Regions from separate parts of the Homo sapiens genome. Here region 2 is linked to region 1. Evidence: read pairs that join two places in POLR2A ChIA-PET (ENCODE). Cell type or tissue: CD4-positive, alpha-beta T cell. All regions are shown on one strand.

Evidence for each region. ChIA-PET counts read pairs that join two places held together with the same protein. Peaks named below come from ENCODE experiments on the same cell type or tissue, not always from the same donor. Only the 100,000 strongest peaks of a DNase experiment are listed, where the experiment ranks them.
Region 2: POLR2A ChIA-PET joins it to region 1 with 15 read pairs; 3 of 35 experiments call an interaction of 5 or more read pairs at or near these places.

Annotation. Positions count from the first base shown.
Region 1 is chrY:21,255,859-21,258,358 of GRCh38, forward strand. All of the region lies in intron 2 of LOC107987347 (a long non-coding RNA gene), which reads right to left. Among named protein-coding and RNA genes, the nearest start is that of PRORY, 190 kb to the right of the region's middle. In CD4-positive, alpha-beta T cell, no CTCF peak of the experiment used is centred here; no DNase peak of the experiment used is centred here; H3K4me3 peaks cover 1,622 bases; H3K27ac peaks cover 741 bases.
Region 2 is chrY:21,179,921-21,182,420 of GRCh38, forward strand. No RefSeq gene overlaps it. Among named protein-coding and RNA genes, the nearest start is that of PRORY, 270 kb to the right of the region's middle. In CD4-positive, alpha-beta T cell, CTCF peaks have their summits at 1,316 and 1,529; a DNase peak (open chromatin) is centred at 1,191.

The DNA of each region.
Region 1 (2,500 bases):
AATATACAGTATTTGACTTTATGTTTCCAAGTTTGTTTGTTTTAGATCATGGCCTCCAGTTTTATACATGTCAATAGAGAGGACATGACTTTATTCTTTTCTATAATGAAATTGTATTTTATTATGTTTATGTAGCATATTTGTTTAATCTAATTATATGGTGATAATCAGTTTAGGTAATTCTATTGTTTTACTACTGTGAATAATGCTGCAATACTTATATGATATGTATTTTATATAATGATTTTAATATCTTTGATAGATACCCAGTAGTGGGATTGCTGGAACAAGTGGTACTTACAGTTTTAGTTCTTTGATAAATAACCATTCTGTTTTTCATAGAGCTTATACTAATCTATATTCCCACCAACAGTATTAAGCATTCTTTCTTAGCATCCTCATCATCTGTTTTTCTTTTTATGTAATAGCCATTTTGAGTGGTGTAATATGATATCTATCTTACGGTGGTTTTAGTTTGCATTTCTTTGATCATTAGTGATGTTGAACATTGGCTTATATGCATGCTGGCCTTTGGATGTCTTCTTTTGATAAATGACTATTCATATTATTAATAGCTTTTATTATCCTTTCAAAACTTAAATTTTGGTTTTCACAAACACATGAAGGTTTCTTACACAGTTAAACTCAGGTCATAGGGATGAGTTGTAAAGATTATTTCATCACCTGGAAATTAAGCCCAATACCCAATAGTTATCTTTTCTGCTTGTCTCCCTTTTTCTTCCCACCATCCTCAAGTAGACCCCACTGTCTGTTATTTCCTTCTTTGTTTTAACAAGTATTACTTAGCCCTAACCTTTGATGAAAACTATTGGTTTTCTCTTCCAGCATTAGCTTACTCAGATTAATACCCTCCATCTCCATCCATGTGCCTGCAAAAAAAAAACATAATCTTGCTTTTTTATATGTATATTGGCATAGTATTCCATGGTATATATATGCCATATTGCTTTATTCTATCATTAATGAACATTTATATTAATATCATGTCTTTGCTATTGTAAATACTGCTGCTATGAATATTCATGTGTATGTCTCTGTGTGGTAGGATGATTTATGTATCATCCTTTGGTACACACTTAGTCATAAAATTGCTTAGCCAAATGGTAGTTCTGCTTTTAGCCTTTTGCAGAATCACAATACTGCTTTCCACAATGCTTGAACTAATTTATGCACCCACAAACAGTGTATATATGTTTCCCTTTCTCTGCAGTCTTGCCAGCATCTGTTACTATTTCACTTTTTAGTAATAGCTTTTCTGACAGCTGTGAGATTGTATCTTATTGTGGTTTTGATTTGCATTTATCTAATCATCACTGATATTGAGCTTTTTTTATACATGATTATTGGCAGCATGTATGTCTTCTTTTAAAAAAAATCTGTTCATGTCCTTTTCCCATTTTTAATGGGGTTTTCTATTGGAATTGTGTTAAAGTTCTTTATAGATGTTGGGTATTAGACTTTTTCAGATGCATAGTTTGCAAAATTTTTCAGATTTTTGTCAGATGCACAGGTTGCAAAATTTTCTCCCATTCTGTAGGTTGTCTGTGTACTCTGTTGATAGTTTCTTTTGCTGTACAAAGTAACATTTTAATGGTTTTATTTGTTTTTCCTGTTGCTTGAGTTTATTATATATTCTAGATATCAGTGTATTTCTTTTGTTTCTACCCTGACCTTTGTAATTTATAATTTTCTACACATTGTGAGTAGTTTCATTTTGTTTTCCTAAAACTCTGAGTTGTCTTATTTGACTTTTTAGAGCTTTTTACTTTTAAGTGTTGGAATTTGTTGCTATCAACTTTTCTATTTTAGCGATATTTGATTTTTCTTTTTAATTTTATATATTGTGTTTACTTTTTTATTTGTCTCAACATTTAAACATTTTTATTTTTACTTTTTTTGGTTCATTGATTTTTCAGGAGCATGCTATTTAATTTTTACATATCTGTAAATTTCTGTAGTTTCTAATGTTTACTTTTATATTTTTAACTTTATAGTGTTATTTAATTGTGGTACAAATAGATATTAAATGTGATCTTGTTAAGTTTGTTGTGACTTGTTTTTTGTCCTAACATATAATCTATTCCACAAAATTTTCAAAGTGCAGGTTAGAATAATGTGTCTTCTACAGCATTTGGAGGAGAGGCTTTTATCTATTTCTGTTGGCTCCATTTTATCTAGAGCACAGTTTAAATCAGGTTTTGTGATTAAATCAAGTTGTGTTCATTGTCTGTGAATTATCTGACTTGCTGAAAGTGAGAGATTTAAGTGCCCTGCTATTTTAATATTGCAGTATTTCTTTAATTGTGATAATATTCTTTATCACAGTTTCTTTAATAGCTATAATGTTTACTTCATACATCCAAATGTACCATTGTTGGGTGATCATATATTTACACTGATTATATTTTTTTTCCAAATAGATCACATTGTCATGGTATCATGACCTTGTCCTTCTTACAGTTTTTCACAAAGTTTGTTT
Region 2 (2,500 bases), 76 kb before region 1:
TTTTGTTAGGCCTGCTTGTCTGAGGAGGAATACTAAAATTCCAGATAGGTCCCTTCCTGGCAGGGCTTTGGGCAAAAATTATGCCTTTCTGATTGGTAAGCTGGGGTGCCTAAATAAGGGAATAGAGTCCTGGAGTTTATACTAGAAATCATTCTTATACGAGAAAGTAGAAAAGAACCAGAGACAGGAGTGGTTTTTAGAAGTGGGATGAGCCTCAGAGAAGAGAGGCAAGAGGAAGTTTGTCTGACAGGCTTTAGGAGCCAGGAGGCAAGGGTCAGTATAGACAGGACAGATGAGCAAGTCTCACTTGGGCGATGTGACTTTGACAGCTCCACTCATCACTACAGGGTCAACCAACATTTTGTTGGGATCCCAGAGCTGAATGGCTTTCCTCTCTGTTGATCCTCAGCTTACCCAGAAGTACAGGAAAAGTGGAAGCTGGTTCCAGACAAGCCAATGCTCCCAACTCCAAAGAGTCAGGGGTTGTTAGAGGGTCCTTTCCTAGAAGCTTGACACCCATGTCTGTAGTCCAGTGGCTGCGCTAGTTGCTTTTAACTGGCCTACTGGTGCCCAGTATTTAGCCCCAGAATTCTAAGGAAAAATAGGACAGAATAGCAAGTGATAGGGGCCTGATGGTATTCACCACTTGGTGTTGCTCCCTTTGTGGTCACCAAGATGTGTCCTATATGGGTCACCAATATGTGTCCCCTTGCGGTCACCCAGACCAGTAACAGCTTTAATATTATGGGCTTTAAAGCAGTCTTGGCTCTGTTACACACAGAAAAGTCTGAAAAGGGACAGGAGGAGGAAATGTCACCTGTCTTATCACCTCCTATTCCCTCAGCCCTAGTATCACCAGGTTGAAATAACAAAGGGAAACAGAGGTCTTACCTAAGCCTCCTACTCCAATAGGTAAGAAAAAAGACTTTGGATCTGCTATAGCTATCAGTCTCTTGTCTTAAGCAGGCAGAACTAAAAGAGAAGCTCTTAGCCTGCCCAGTAATCCAATATTGGCAAAGTGATCAGGTACCTAAATGGCTAAGAAAAGTCATTAGAAGCCAAAGCGACACAGCCAAGTGAACAGTAAGTAGAAAGAAAAACTCCACCCACACTGCAGCTGCAGCAACAAAGAGCCAAGCCACTGTCAGTGCTAGCCTGCTAGGGAGGGGCAAAAAGCACTTGCAACAGAGTTGATCTAAGCCGAGATGCACCCTGGTGAGCAACAGCCACCTGGAGGTGGGGAGAGGGAGCTGGCGCAGAGGAAAAATGGCACAGTAAAAAAGATGCACCTTTATAAATGTAAAGCAGCCTCCACCGCGGGACCCAACTGATTGGCTCACTGGCTCTGCAGGCAACCCATGGCAAAATCACATGTGCTTCTTGTTTACTAGCAACATCCCAGATTATAATTTTTTGATAAGATTTAAATAAAATATAAGAATTTGAAAGATCTTTTTGTAATAAAAGCCTCTGTTGTTATCTCTCTCCAAATTCATTTTAAATAAAACAGTAACCTCTAGAAGGAGAGTCATTACAGAAGGCCCATGAGTCAGTTTAGGAACAATTAAAAGCAAATTATGCTCCCCTGAAGTGATTCCTCAAGATTGGCCTACAATTGTTAATGACTTAAAAGATTGTTTCTATATACGATTCCTCTAGCAGAACAGGACAATACCATCTATTTTTTTTTTCTTTTTTTTTTGAGATGGAGTCTTGCTCTGTTGCCCAGGCTGGAGGTCAGAGGTGTGATCTTGGCTCACTTCAAGCTCTACCTCCCAGGTTCATGCCATTCTCCTGCCTCAGCCTCCCGAGTAGCTGGGACTACAGGTGTCTGCCACCATGCTTGGCTAATTTTTTGTATTTTTAGTAGAGATGGAGTTTCACCATGTTAGCCAGGATGGTCTCAATCTCCTGACCTTGTGATCCACCCACCTTGGCCTCCCAAAGTGCTGGGATTACAGGTGTGAGCCACCATGCCAGGCCAATACCAGCTATTAATCATGACAAACCAATTTGTCAATTTCATTGGAAAGTGCTTCCTCAAGGAATGCTAAACTGTCCTACCATGTGTCACTATAATGTAAATCAAGCTTTGCTCCCTAGTAAAAAAAAAAATTTCCTGACTGTAAAACTATTCATTTTATGGATAATATTCTACTAGCAACCCCAACGGAGCAAATAATTTTACATTTGTTTACCTCTGTCGTAAAGACTACAAAGCTAAAAGGTTTAGTCATTGTGCCTTAAAAAGTACAAATGTCTTCTTGGAAATATATTGGATATCTGTTAAGCTCTCTGTCAGTAAGATCTCAAAAAGTTAAGCTAAATACTAGCAACTTAGGAGACATTAATTGATTCCATCCCACTTTAAGGATTTCTACTGACAAACTACAAAACCTGTTTTCTCTCTTAAAGGGCAATCCAGCCCTGGATTCTCCCAGATATTTAACCCCTGCAGCAAAAAGGGAAATTGAGGAAATTGAGCAAGCCATCTCTCAGA